Linked DNA regions of Homo sapiens: regions 2 and 3 are each linked to region 1. The links are chromatin contacts, found by Hi-C or POLR2A ChIA-PET in ENCODE. All regions are on one chromosome and are shown on one strand. Each heading gives the region's core, a stretch centred on a gene start or an enhancer-like site at or near the end of the contact. The rest is flanking DNA. Distances are from core to core; before and after follow the strand shown. Region 1 overlaps SP100 (SP100 nuclear antigen). Region 2 holds the start of GCSIR (GPR55 cis regulatory suppressor of immune response RNA). Region 3 overlaps CAB39 (calcium binding protein 39).

What was found. A loop is a pair of places that touch in the nucleus more often than their neighbours do. ChIA-PET counts read pairs that join two places held with the same protein, here RNA polymerase II (POLR2A). Pooled maps may share reads with other maps.
Region 2: a loop to region 1 is called in a map of transverse colon, with 13 times the contacts of the local background. The contact joins the promoter of GCSIR here to the enhancer-like site in region 1. A Hi-C loop is called at or near these places in 1 of 168 maps with a recorded cell type or tissue (transverse colon), 1 of 37 single-sample maps with no recorded cell type and 1 of 50 pooled maps. POLR2A ChIA-PET finds 5 or more read pairs at or near these places in 2 of 52 experiments (PC-9 and activated CD4-positive, alpha-beta T cell).
Region 3: a loop to region 1 is called in a map of IMR-90, with 6 times the contacts of the local background. The contact joins two enhancer-like sites. A Hi-C loop is called at or near these places in 1 of 168 maps with a recorded cell type or tissue (IMR-90), 5 of 37 single-sample maps with no recorded cell type and 2 of 50 pooled maps. POLR2A ChIA-PET finds 5 or more read pairs at or near these places in 3 of 52 experiments (activated B cell, activated naive CD4-positive, alpha-beta T cell and naive thymus-derived CD4-positive, alpha-beta T cell).

What each region holds. Positions count from the first base shown.
Region 1 is chr2:230,493,362-230,498,285 of GRCh38, reverse strand. It overlaps SP100 (SP100 nuclear antigen), which reads right to left. Exons shown (of 29, transcript NM_001080391.2): 18 at 3,826-3,870. All of the region lies in intron 3 of LOC101928816 (a long non-coding RNA gene), which reads left to right. Among named protein-coding and RNA genes, the nearest start is that of SP100, 80 kb to the right of the region's middle. Within about 2 kb of position 1,250, at least 4 of the 41 ENCODE cell types and tissues checked have a DNase peak (open chromatin) inside an H3K27ac peak, as active enhancers do.
Region 2 is chr2:230,883,832-230,888,755 of GRCh38, reverse strand. GCSIR (GPR55 cis regulatory suppressor of immune response RNA) reads right to left here and starts at 2,210. Exons shown (of 4, transcript NR_038238.1): 1 at 1,787-2,210. RefSeq lists an enhancer at 2,778-2,847.
Region 3 is chr2:230,796,681-230,801,604 of GRCh38, reverse strand. It overlaps CAB39 (calcium binding protein 39), which reads right to left. Exons shown (of 9, transcript NM_016289.4): 5 at 2,708-2,876. Among named protein-coding and RNA genes, the nearest start is that of ITM2C, 66 kb to the left of the region's middle. Within about 2 kb of position 2,769, at least 7 of the 41 ENCODE cell types and tissues checked have a DNase peak (open chromatin) inside an H3K27ac peak, as active enhancers do.

The DNA of each region.
Region 1 (4,924 bases), core at 1-2,500:
TAGATTTTCTTTCCTTTCCCGTGACATTAATCCAAATTCATTTGCCTCCCCCCAACATTAATTTTAAAAAGAATTTACGACAGTTTCATTTATATCCCAAAGAATACTGTAAGAATAATAATAATGAGGGCTAAGACTTAAGTGCTTATTATGTGCTAGACACTAACACAAGATATTTACATCTACTAATTCATTTATGAGATAGAGACTTTTACTACCCCTATGACCAATGAAGAAACTTCAGCATACAGATATTGCAAAATGAAGTGAAGCATTGCAGATTTCCTCTGGTTGTAGGCAGAAATCAATGGCAGCAATGCAAGAATTTGGATTGTCCTGCTCATTATGATGGTGACACACTAGCCACCATCTTAGCCCTCAATGAAGGCTTTGAGGCTGAAAATACAGTGAAAATGACCAAAGACCTTATTCACATAGGTTTGGCCAAAAAATTAGGATCTAAGAAACTAACCAAGAGATTATTGTCCAAGGGGAATTTGTATAGAGATTCAAGTCCCAGAAAGCCTTAGGGTTAGGACTAACAAAGGGTTGATTAAAACCCTATTTCAGGAATATGCTGTTAGATTCAGCAGGTGATGGGGGTAGGTAGAAAGACAGTGAGGTATGTGCAGGAGCATCTCATGAGTGCCATGTTTAAAGGTGCTGATCCTTTCCTTTCCTTTCCTTTCCTTTCCTTTCCTTTCCTTTCCTTTCCTTTCCTTTCCTTTCCTTTCCTTTCCTCTCCTCTCCTCTCCTCTCCTCTCCTCTCCTCTCCTCTCCTCTCCTCTCCTCTCCTCCCCTCCCCTCCCCTCCCCTCCTTCCCTTCATCCTTTCCTCCTTCCCTTCATCCTTCCCTCCTTCCCTCTTTCCCTCCTCACACCATCTCCCTGCATTTTTCTTTCCTTTCTTTCTTTATATGGCCTGGCCACAATTTGAACTTGTCCAACCATAAATATCTTAGACAAACAAAGACTCTTTTTCTGTTCATCTATGTCTTTGGTCCTGTTGTAGTCACCTTTCATCAAAGTCCACTGAGGACAAACAAATTAGAGGTATACAAGTAGTTTAGTTCCGTTTACTCGAGCTCTACTTACTAGAAGATTTGGGGCTTAAGATCTGCTAATACTATAGAGCTCTTGGGACTTCCTTTGTAATTATTCTTTGCAAATTGTCTTGCTCAAATACCCCACAGGAAGTAGTGTGGCTATTCTTGGATTTCCTACCCAAATACTAAAGGTTAACACCATGTTATAGAAGTTGAGTAAAGTGCTCCTCCGTCCTTAAGGCAACTGAGAAGACTTCAGTTTCAATGTAACTGATCTTCACCTTCAGGAGTTTGAGGAAGGCAGAGACATTTATAGACTCAATCCTAGAATGTTGAGAGGGTATGAAGAGTCATAATTCCTATAGGTCTCCCTAGGGAAAGGAGGAACTCACTTAGTTCTTCTTGAGAGATATTCTGTCTGGGAGAATCACTTGGATGGATGAGTTGACCCCAGCAGGAGTGTAGTGTGGACCTCCCAGAGCTGGGAGACTGAGGGAATTGGTAAGCATCCAGTTGAAGTTCCTGAATTAGGGGAACTTTGGTTGAGAGGTTCTCTCTAAGTTGAGTGTCTCTGAAGAACTCACAAATGAATATGGCTCATGCATCCACCATATCTAGGAGACACCAAAATCTATAAGGTTGGTGCAAAAGTAATTGCAGTTTTTGCTATTCCCTTTTTTTTTAAAAGGCAAAACCCACAATTACTTTTGCACCAACCTATATAGTATGAGGACCATTCCTGCTCCTGTCCACTTCCTTCTCCTCCTCCTCCTAGACCCAAATTAGCTGAAAGCAATAGACACTGAGTGGAGTTGGAGAGGAAGTGTGGATGAAAGTAAATGCTGACTTCACCCAGCTTCCCTACCACATAATTTCCAGTTTTAATATTATATCAGCTCACGCTTTTTAATATTAAATGAGATATTACCGCTAAAAGGGACTAGCATAGCTCTAGGGCTTACCTAAGACTTCATCCATTGGCAAGAAAAGAACTATTTGAGAGAACAGGTTTGAAAAGGAAGTAGAAGGAATAAATGTGATTTCTGCTTAGACTTAACAAATCCAAGTATTTTAATAAAATAGTTAAGGTAGAGAGGCTTCTATAGAAACCAGTAGAAACATGACGGAAAAAACATCTTAGACCTGGGTAAGTACAAACTGGAATATAACCAAGATGACAGATAGGTATAGAAATAAAAATGATAGAGATGCTAGAAATATTATATGTATATACTTATTTATAGTAGAGTTATATTTAAAGTTACTTATACTTGAAAATATATCATTTACATAAACATATATATCTATGTATATGAGTGACAGACAAATAATCAGAAGTAATGGGAAAAAATATATCCAAATATGCTTTAGCTCTAGAGGAAAAAGTGCTACTATCTCTATAGTGCCATATCAACTTGCCAGAAGTATTTTACAAGATGCAAAAATAAATAAAGAAATAAAGTATGCAAGAGAAGCATAAGTAGAATGGGAGATGGAAGGAAATAAAAGAGAGACAAAGAAGAGGAAGAAAAGGAGGAATGCAATAAGCATAAAATTCACAAGATCTGATGAAGAGAATGGACTGTCACGTCTTTTTTATCTTCACAGTGTGGCATATGCTCTGATTGAGTTTGGTTCACTGCCTGTAATCCCAGCATTTTGGGAGGCCGAGGCAGGTGGATCACCTGAGATCAGGAGTTCAAGACCAGCCTGGCCAACATGGCGAAACCCTGTCTTTACTAAAAATACAAAAATTAGCTTGGCATGATGGTATGCGCCTGTAATCCCAGCTACTCGGGAGGCTGAGGCAGAATTGCTTGAACCTGGGAGGCAGAGGTTGCAGTGAGCTGAGATCGTAGCACTGTACTCCAGCCTGGGTGACAGAGCCAGACTCCATCTCAAAAAAGAAAAAAATAAATAAAATAACCCCGTGTTTCTCAGGCTTAGATCTGATGTGGCACCAGTACTCTGGCTTCCATGTAATTGATTCAAGTTCTCTCTGTCTGTTTCTCCATGTTCTGTCCTGGACTGTATTAGTTACAACACACCTTTCTAACACTTCCTCCTGTTCCCTCATTTCCTAATCAAGGCTGGCATGTCTCTGCCCACATATCTCTGTAATGCATCTCAGCTTCCAGCTCCTGTCCTTGCCAAAGAGTCTCAGGTGACAAAAAGGCTGGATCTGAATAAATGGAGAGTCTGAGTTTTCCTCCACATTTAAGGGAATCAGTGACTTTGGAGGCAAACATAAAGGGCAAGTAGGCATATTGCTATTTGTCACCCATAATCATTCCTTCTTCCATAAGAATAGACTTACAGCTGAACCAAGGACTGCCCGGCCAGCGTTATATTTCTCAGCCTCGCTTTGCAGCTAGCTCTGGCTGTGTGACCAAGTTTTGGCCAATGGGATGTGGGCAGAAGACTTTTGAGTCTTTCTATTAAAATAAATAAATGGCTGGTTCTTTTGTCAATTTTTTTTTCATTCCCACTGGTTGGGAGACAATGTCAACCAGCTCAGCCCTTGTGGACCCACAGTTGGAAACCTCATGTTAAGGAAGGCAGACTGCCTACCACTTCTGGGCTCTTAGATTATTTGGTTTAAGCCACTGTATTTTGGGATCTGTTTGTTACAATGACTTAGCTGGTACTCTAAAGAATCCATGAGGTCTGAAGCTACCGTGGCCCATAGGAGATTCTGAGGCTGCAGCAAAGATGGGGTCTGGCAGGAAGAACAGGACCACAGCGAGTTCAAAGGAGTAAATCCCCACATTTCTTCTTACCTCTTTGGAGACCATTTACTTTAGATCTATGCCTTCTCTTTTTTCCTGCAAACAGAAAAGAAAGAAAATAATCCTTTAGAACTATAAACAAAGATTTACACACTTTATATGTCAATAGTTTACAAGCATTGAATTTTGTTTTCCTTCTACTTTTGCGGGGCTAAGTCCTCGGCCACCAACATCCCATCTTGGTTGTTGTCACGCAGAAACCAATAACCACAAAGCAACCTGTTTTTACACAGTGCCAATCATTTACACTATGCTTGTACATATCCATATGTGGTCTTATCATTCACAATAAAGAAAGTTTTTAAAGTAGCTGAAATCAAGCAGAAGGTGACAGCAGCAGCAGAAGAGTACCAAGAGGGTCAAGCAACAGTAGGTCTAAGAAATCACCAGTGATGGCCGGGCACAGTGGCTCGTGCCTGGAATCCCAGCTCTTTGGGAGGCCAAAGTGGGTGAATCACTTGTAGGCCAGGAGTTTGAGACCAGCCTGATCAACATGGCAAAATCCTATTACAAAAATTAGCCTGGAGTGGTGCCATGTACCTGTAGTCCCTGCTACTTGGGAGTCTGAGGCAGGACAATTGCTTGAACCTGGAAGGAGATTGCAGTGAGCTGTGATGACACCACTGCACTTTCAGTCTGGGCCACGGAGCAAGACTCCGTCTCAAAAAAGAGAAATAAAAAAAAGAAAGAAATTACCAGTAAAGTACACTTGGTGGAATTCAGAGGCATACTTTGAAGAGCTAAAGCTGTAATTGTGTTTATAACAGCCAGAACTTAAGAAATAAGTAGAAAAAAAAAATCAGAGAAATGAAGACAAATTTAGAAGGCAAATAAAGGGGATTAGACATTTCAGAAATTAAAGTGAAGGACATAGATTACAGAAATAGGTAAAGGAAACAAGAAATTTTAAGAATGATTAAACAAATTAGAAAATAAGCTGGTTGCAGTGGCTCACCCCTGTAATCTTAGCACTTTGGGAGGCCGAGGCAGGTGGATCACCTGAGCTCAGGAGTTTGAGACCAGCCTGGCCAACATGGCAAAACCCCATCTCTCCTAAAAATAAAAAAATTAGCTGGCATGGTGGCACATG
Region 2 (4,924 bases), core at 961-3,460, 390 kb before region 1:
TAGGCAATCGCAACACAATGGTGTATCTAAACATAGAAAAATATCGTTCAAAATATGGTAGGAAAAATAAAAATATGGTACACCTGTGTAAGGCGCTTACCATGAATGGAGCTTGCAGGACTGGAGGTTGCTCTGGGTGAGTCAGTGAGTGGTTGGTGAGTGAATGGGAAGGCCTGGGACATTACCGACCACTGCTGTAGACTTTGTAAACGCTGTACATTTAGGCTACACCACATTTACGGAAGATTTTTTCTTTCCTCAATAGTAATGTAACCTTAGCTTACTGTACCTTTTTTTTCCTTTATAAACTTTTCAATTTTTAAAAACCTTTGGACTTTTCTATAATAATACTTAGCATAAAACACCAACACATAGAGCTTCACAAAGTATTTTCTTTGTACCCTTAGTCTTTTGTTCTTTTTTTTTTTTTTTGAGGCAGAGTCTCCCTCTTGTCACCCAAGCTGGAGTGCAATGGTGTGTCTCGGCTCACTGCAACATCCGCCTCCTGGGTTCAAGCTATTCTCCTCCCTCAGCCCCCCAAGTAGCTGGGATTACAGGTGCGCACCACCACGCCCAGCTAATTTTTGTGTTTTTAGTAGAGACGGGGCTTCACCATGTCGGCCAGGCTGATCTCGAATTTCTGACCTCAGGTGATCCGCCTGCCTCGGCCTCCCAAAGTGCTGGGATTACACCACGCCCAGTCCCCCTTTTTTTCTATTAAAAATTTTTTTTTTAACTTTTAAACTTTTTAGTTAAAAACTAGACACTAACACACACATGAGCCTAGGCCTACATAGGGTCAGGACCATCAGTATCACCATCTCCACCTCCACATCCTGTCCCACTGGAAGGACTTCAGAGGCAATGCATGCATGGAGCTGTCACCTCCTATGATGACAATGCCTTCTTCTGGAAACCTCCTGAAGGATCTGCTGAGTCTGTTTACAGTTAACTTTTTTTTTAATAACTAAAAAGAGTACACTCTTATTAGCAATTAAAAACACAGTGTAGTAAATACGTAAACCAGCAACATAGTTGTTTATTATTATTAAGTATTAAGTACTACACATAATTGTATGGGCTATACTTTTATATGACTGGCAGTGCGGTAGGTTTGTTTACAGCAGCATCAACACAAACACATGAGTGATGTGTTGCACTCTGACCTTACAATGGCTGTGACGTCACTAGGCAATAGGAATTTTTCAGCTCCATTGTAATTTTACGGGACCACTGTGGTATGTGCAGTCATTGTTGCCTGAAACGTCGTTATGTGGTGCATGGCTGCATAATAGTAGGTGGCTGGTGTCTCCCATCAAAACTGTTTTGGAGGGGCAAATCCTGAATACAGGAACGTGATTCAGATGATTGGCCCCTGGTGGGGAAGGGAGGGCAAAAATTAATATCTTTGAAAAGGGCAAACTGAAGTGATGACCGAGTTTACCTAGAAAATATCAAGATTACACATTCTGCCACTAGACTAAGGGAAGGTTTGAAAACTAGATTATTACACAAAACACACTATTATAGAAAAATAAAGATACCAATAAAGATACTTTGGACACCTGAGTTTGTGGCTATGAAATTCATACTCACCCCAGAGATAACGCGAGACACGAACAAAAGTAATCAATGAAAAACTGCTGGCATACTGACTGCTTGAACACTGTGGGCACTCGCTCAGTGTGGGACAAGCGTGCTGGCTAAAGTCCCTCCCCTTCCCTCCCTCCCCTCCCTGTCCTCCCCACCTCCCCCTGCCTCCCACCCCCACCCCCCACCCCATTACCTCACTGCTGCCAGCCTTCCCTTTCCCATCAGTCCTCCGTTAGGCGCAGAGCCCTGGCTCCTGCGGGGCCAGGCTGGACGTGGCTTCCAGTGACAGGGCCCTTTGTCTCACAGGTGGGAGGCTGGCGTGCGACCTTCATCGGCTCCCACGTCTCTGCCTCCGTGCTCTGGCAGCTGGAGTGGGTGCAGCATGCAGCAAGGATACGGAGATGCCATGGTGGGCCACCGTGACTGCCGACCCTTCTAGGACTGCACCCCCGTCAGTCCTGGCTGCCCCAGGCCCTAGACTCAAAGCCTCTCTTCCAGTCCCCACAGGGAACAGGGCCCCAGGAGGAGAGCAGGCTGCCCCCGTGCCCCGGGCCCTCAGAGGGTGAATTTGGACCTTTCCTGTTGTATTTTGCCCACTCTCTGACATTCCTCTTCCCCACCTTCAAAGCTCAAATGGTTCCCCAGGAAGCCTGCACTAGTCACTCTGATCTCTCCCTCCTCTGAACCCTGTGCTGCCAGGTCACATGCAAAACACGTGTCATTAAAGCTGGAAAAGACCTTCAGAATGACTTGGTCCAAACTCCCCATTTTACAGAAGGGCAAGTTGGAGCCCAGAGATGATGTTAGCCCACCACAGCTGTACAGATGCACCAGGGGACAATGGCAGAGTCCAGATCCCCGGGACCTCGGGACACAGGACTCCCTCCTTACTTCGGGGACACTGCATGTGCTGCCTTGGGTGGTCTGCTGTGCCTCCCCATGAGGGCACGTCCCATGGAAATGGGCTCTTTTTCTTTCCCAGGCAGAGAGCTGGAGGTGCCCAGGGCCCCACACCTGACATGGCCAGGGTGGGCAGGGACCAGTCCATCATCATTCCCTAAGCAGTTATTGGAGCTCTGAGGTCCCTGATAAGTAACACTCCAGCACCAGTGGGTGGTAACTCCTTCAGGCAGAAGGCTGAGCACGGTTTCCATGGAGACCGCCCAGGCTCTGGTTTCCAAGACAACACTTGCACGAGGTTACAGAGCTTCCTATTTATGTCAACTTAACATTTCCAACTGCTCTATTCTTCTGGCCAAACCCGGGCCTAATGCAAGGCCTCCATTCTAGGATGGGTGACAGTCCTCGAGGGCTGGAGGGAAGTGGCTGAGACTCCGTGCAGTTAGGTGAAAGTGAGACATTGCAGCCAGCAGGGCCTCCTCAAGCCCAGGGGCAGGTGTACAGAGACCAATACATGCTCATGCTTATGAATTATAAAAAGGTGTAGAAAGAGACGTAGTCCTACAGCTTCCTGCCATCCCTGCTCTCCAGAGGGAACTGGTGTTACAAGGCTTTGAGTGCGCTTCCAGAAATAGCACATGCACAGCCATAGCGCTATCACTTAAAAAATTCACAAACGGGATAGAGATAAATATATATTCTTGCTCTTGCCACCTGCTTTACCCTAATTATAGATTTCGGAGAACTTTACACATCAGCACAAATAGATCTACCTCATTCTTTGTAATAGCAACAAAATACTGTACTTTTTTAAAATACCAAGTCTCCAACTAAAGGACATTTGTCTTTAGTTTCTTGCTATTATAACAATAAATATGCTTGTACATATACTTTTGCATATCCTATGGAGTACATCCATAGGATACATTCTGGGCCAAAAACATTGCATTTTAAAATTTGATTTTGTCAAACTAATTTACTCCCATTACAGGCCAATGTTACAAAAAACATATATCTAAAATTCCTAAACAAAATGTTAGCAAATGGAATCCAGTAGCATAGATATAAGAAAATACCTCATGACTAAATCAGTTAGCAATATTCGCCACATTAACAGATATGCAAACATATGAATAGATGCAGAAAAAACATTTGATAAAACAATTTAATATCAATCCTTGATTAAAAATAAAAACACTTTGAAAACTAAGAATAGAGAACTTCTTAAATCTCAAAGAGTATTCTTCTAATATTTACAGCTAAACTATATTCAAGGTGAATTTCCTTTTAAATCAAGAACAAAACAAGATTTGTGGCTATCACCATGGTGCCAGAGCTCCTACCCAGTAAGATAGCACAAGAAAAATAAATAAAAGTTTTAATTATTTGAATGGAAGAAACAAAATTTACTCATAATCAGTTACCAGAATTGCTTGTCTACAAAGCACAAGGCTGGGCACTGTAGCTCCCGCTTGTAATCCCAGCACTTTGGGAGGCTGAGGCAGGTGGATCACTTGAGGTCAGGAGTTCGAGACCAGCCTGGCCAACATGGCAAAACCCCGTCTGTACTAAAAAGACAAAAATTAGCCAGGTGTAGTGGCATGGGCCTGTAATTCCAGCTACTCGGGAGGCTGAAGCAGGAGAATCGCTTGAACCCTAGAGGCGGAGGTTGCAGTGAGCCTAGATTGTACCATTGTACTCCAGCCTGGGTGATAGAGTGAGACTCTGTCTCAAAAAAAAAAAAAAAAAAAAAAATTTCCTCAGAGAACTTTGTGGAATAAGAAAGACAGCCCGGCAAGTTTGCTGGATCAATACTCAAAAATAAATTATACTTCTACACATTGGCAACAAAGGTATAATTATTAAACATCATAACAACAAATATAAGGGACATAGGAATCAATGTAATGAAAGATTTGTAAGACCCCTACTGAGGAAAGTATAAAACTATGTTGGAAGACATTAACAATGCAGATTTTAAAAATACCATGTTCATGGGTGAGAGCACTCAATATCCTGATTTCAATTCTCCCCAAGTGGATCTATAGATTTCATATAAGTCCATTAAGAACCTCAACAGAAGGCCAGGCGCGGTGGCTCACACCTGTAATCCCAGCACTTTGGGAGGCTGAGGTGGGCGGATCATGAGGGCATTGAGACCATCCTGGCTAACATGGTGAAACCCCATCCCTACTAAAAATACAAAAAATTAACTGAGCACGGTGGCAGGTGCCTGTAGTCTCAGCTACTTGGGAGGCTGACACAGGAGAATGGCGTGAACCTGGGAGGCGGAGCTTGCAGTGAGCAGAGATCACGCCACTGCACTCCAGCATGAGTGACAGAGCGAGACTCCGTCACAAAAAAAAAAAAAAAAAAAAAGAACCTCAACAGAATTTTCCATGAAACTTGGCAGTTGTTTCTAAAATGCATA
Region 3 (4,924 bases), core at 1,520-4,019, 300 kb before region 1:
CCACCATGCCTGGCCTAGAGCAGTTCTAATTTCCTTTAAAGACTCAGCACCTGTTCCAGGGCTATGGATGAGCCACATGTTTGGAAATTTTTGTGTGCAGAGCACGTTTTCTGGGAGGGCGCTCTTGCCACATTCTCAAAGGAAAGCATGAACCATAGATCTATTCTTCTTTTCCATTATAAGAATATGCTCTGCAAACAGGAGACTAGCAGCAAGACAGGAGAGGAGCAGCAACGTGTCCCTCCTTGTCAGCGCCTCTGGTGTGCAGCTGTAAGGCTGTTCCTGCTGGTCTTCCTTTCTTCCCTGACTGGAGTTTCTTTCAGGGAGGAGTAGGAAGGTGACTTCCACCTGTCTGCTAGTTTAGCTACCCTGAAATTATGATGGGAGGTCTGTCCTCTCTTTCACATGTTGTCTTGGCTGTAGACTCTGCTTAATTTTGTTTCTTGGAGAACCCTCTTTTGGGGGGCCTCTCCTCTCAGCTCCTTCCTTTCCATGCAATAAGGAGCACCTGAGATGCACAGTCCAGGCCAGCTCCCCAGTGCTCTCTCTTCCAGAGCTCACCCTTAGGACACTACCTTGTTTTATGAAGCTTCCTCTTTATCAAGTAGGGGTGACCTGCCTGGCTGCCCAGTCTCCCTCTCTGGCCACCATGACCTGATAGGGCTGCTTTACCCATAGCGATCCATCACTGCCATTTTCTCCTTGGTGAGAATTATCAAAAGAAGTAACCCTAACTGAAATGAAATTATCAGCCAGGCCAGACGAGACTCACTGCAAATCCCATTTCCAGCACATAGTCAGTACATCTCTCTCACCTCTGAGCCACCTTTGCCATCTGTGCCAGAAGCATGTCAACCACATCCTGACGGGGTCAGGGGTCTTGCTGCATTCTCCCACACCACTGCTGCTCAATCCTCTTCCTTCACCCTCATGTGGCCAGAGTACTGCCACCCTCAGGCTCCTGGCTGTCCTTCCACACAGGGGAATCTCTCTTTGACACATGGTGCTGCTACACCGCCCTTCATGGCAGGTCTGCTACTTCTGAATGGGACATACCCTTCCACCGATGCATTATAAGCATGAGTCCTAGCCCACCAACTGTGGTGACACCTAAGACATCATATTGATCACTCTATGTTATAATCTCAAATTCATTTTGTTTTGCTTTGTACACCTACATACAAATATCTGGGTCCTCACCTGAGGCTTTCAACTCCCTCTTTAAGAGTTTTGGGAAATAAATTCCTGGGGAGCTCTCATACTATGACCTGATTCTCATTCAATAAATCCCTGGGGGCCTTATGACCTGATTCTCATTCAAGGTAAAACCCTAATGATCAGGTCCCCAGGTTTCATCCTATCTTTAGGGCATTCATTCACTCTGAGGTGGGACATATTTCACCCAGAGACCAAAGTGTGTGCTCATTATTTCAGGGGCTTTTCATAATCATGAAAATGAACCCTCAGAAGAAAGGTGGCCACTTCTCACTGTGATAGTGTTCATGGTTTCTGAGCATGGTCGTCTGCATATCAGTATGCTAAATACTGGTGTGTATATATGTATTTTCTTTGGGCTGTGTGTGTGTGTGCGTGTATACATTTTTTTTTTTTTTGAGATGGAGTTTCGCTTTTGTTGCCCAGGCTGGAGTGCAATGGTGTGATTCTCGGGTTACCACAACCTCCGTCTCCTGGGTTCAAGCGATTCTCCTGCCTCAGCCTCCCGAGTAGCTGTGATTACAGGCATGCGCCACTACGCCCGGCTGATTTTATATTTTTAGTAGAGACGGGGTTTCTCCATGTTGGTGAGGCTGGTCTCGAACTCCCGACCTCAGGTCATCCGCCCGCCTCAGCCTCTTAAAGTGCTGGGATTACAGGCACGAGCCACTGCGCCTGGCAAGTATTGGTTTATATTAAAACAGTTCTAAATATTTATTCATAAGGTTAGGCAATTTATATAAGGGAATGTAACCTACAAACGCTTGCTCTCATTGTAAAAGACTCCTGCTTTATTCATAGATTGTAAACAGCATAGAACCTTGTAACTCAAAACAAGAATCTGCACGTTGTACAGTGCTGTCACATCATGTATGTATTTAATTTATACAAATATACACCAAGGGAGGAAAGGTAGATGGGGGAGCGGGGAAGATACATTATGATTTGAATAGTGTGGGTGATTCTGTCCACGCTCTACATTTAATCGACATGATCCAGTGTGAGCAGAGATGGGAGAGGTGAATCCACTGTTTCCTCGGGCCTGTCCACAATGTGAGTATCTCTGTCCTGAATGTGGTCCTAATATTTCATGAAGTGTATATTCCAAATTAACATAAACCTGAACAGAAGCCAACTACTTCATCTGGTGCTTAACCAAAGAAACTGCTACACAATGTTTCAAACACAGGAGAAAACCTGGTTGTTACATATGCTGTACAGTATACCATACTTAATTATAATTTAACAGCAAAGTAGAATTTTGACCACACAGGACTTTTGTCTTTTAGATAGACTTTAGAATCTAACTTTTCCACCCTTTTAAAGCTGTGACTTTACTGCATATACCTCTATCACACAAACATATACAAAATGTATCTTTCTCTTCCCACTAGAGGGCAGCCACGTGTAGATTTAGGAGGGCAATGAAGGTTTAGAAAAACAGCACACCTCTGACTTTCAAGGATATTTAGAATTCTACAGTTTTTGTTACCTTGAATGTGGCAAATGCATCTGAAGCTATGTCAAATGTTGACATTTCGACATATCTGAAGAAATCATAAAACTGTTCCGACCACAAAATGATTTTTGCAAGTGGTTCATGTCTGATGCATTCTCTTAACATTATTCCACAATTTAGAGCTATTTCTGGAGATTCATACCTGCAAAAACAAAAAACCAAACAAACAAACCAAACATGATTGCTTTTTCAAAACTCCAACACTGAACAGTTCAAACTTTCAGGCCAAAGACAGTTTTCAGACATGTATCCTAACTAAATGACCATCGCAGATTACAGAAGGTATTTCAGTCGGAGCAGAGCATGTGCTCAGGTAAACTGACTCCAGAGTGCAAACACACACTGGTTGGTGATGACCGCCTTAAACCAAAGAAAAATAGCCATACGAGTGACTGTGTGACTAAAGGTTCATTATTTAAGCTGAAAGATTTCAAGAGAAGTATTTCGGGTCATACCACTCCATACAGGGGTTAGCTTTTACAGATGGTGCTCTTGACACTCAGAAAAACCAAAAGCTAAATCAAAAAACAGAAAACAAAATATTTCCCCAAATTCAGAATATCTAAATAGGTCTACAAACATATAGAATTTATACCTTGTTGTTTCAATTCAATACTCAAGATAGTACTTGGAGACTCTCAGCCACATGTAAACACTACCAAGCTGATAAGCCTCCTCCTGAGGACTTCACAAAGTGTCCCCATCAGAGAGCCCAGGGGCCACAGAGCAGGCAGACCCCCCTCATCAGCTCTCTGCACACAGCCTTCCCTATGCTCATCTCCATGTCTCTGGCTTCTTCCTTCCCCGCCATTAGAGAGACACCTCTCAGCCAAGCAAGAGGCATTTCCCCTTCAGATGTGCACAAGCCCTCTGACTGGACTCTTCCGCCCCCTCAAACACATCGCTCTCTTCTACTTCCTCTCAAGCTGCATGCACTGGCTTTCTTTCCACCTCACATTCTCCTCTAGTCATATTCCATTTCCCAACACACTAGTGAAATAACGGGCCAGCAAAGATTCCCTCTTGGCTAAATAGAGTCTTCTACTCAAGTGTCCTGACAGTGCTGTAAAAAACCAAAATAAAACCTTTCATGTTCTCCTTTCTATCTCTCTGACTGTTCCCATTTCTTGCCTGGCTGAGGTCTTCACCTGTTGCCTACAGCCTGCTAATGAAAGCCCATACAATCTCATGGCTCCCACCATGACTACTAACCCCACCTCCATGTCTACTCCTGAATTAGTTAGGCATTTTCTGTTGCCTCTGGACAACTTCCGTTAAAGGGCTACCATAAACTCAACGTGTCTCAAATCAAATCTCATCCCCCTCCATAAAATCACCCCCACCCCCCTGCTTCCTCATTTCTATAATTTGGCATCATTATTTTGTTTCAGTTACCCAGTTCTAAACCAGGTCTAACAGAAATTTCCATGTTCTGTATCTGTGCTGTTCATTATGGTGAGATTGGCCACATATAGCTACTGAGCACCTGAAATTTGTCTAGTGTGACTGTGGGGTTGAATCATAAATATTATTTAATTTCAATTAATTACATGTGGTTAGTAGCTACTATATTGGACAGCCCAGTTCTAAACCTTTCCTTCTTTACTCCAAATCTTCCCAACTTCAATGTCAGGCTTCAAAAGCCTTCAAAGGCTTTTAAAAATATTTTTCTGATTATCTTAGTTTCATTTCCTTTTATTCATTCCCACTGCTACATTAATTCATACCTGGACAATTGGAAATGATTCCTAGCCAGCACCTTTGTTCAAGCTCTGTCATAATAAATCTACCCAACACACAAGTGTATCAACAGCATTTCCAGCTTGGGAGCTTAAAATGATTTCTTCTAGCTAATCAAATAAAGACAAACTTCTGGACTTAACTATCCAGTCTTCCTCTTATTAGATCTCCTGTTCTAGCACAATGTCACCTCCCAACCTGCCACACAACTTTCAAATTCTCTCCTTATTGCTGCCAATCATGTTATGTTCATTCCTGCCCCTGTACCTTTGTTCCCAGTCATATGCCATTAGGATGCCTTCTCTCTTTTCTGCCTGTGTAAATTCTAAACTACTAGGAACTCCCATCTTAAGTCCTATTCCTTTTATCAACCCTTGCCTTATTAACCCAAACCACATTTTATCCTCTGAAATCCTGTAGTACTCATTTGTTATCTAGTAGTGGTGTCCT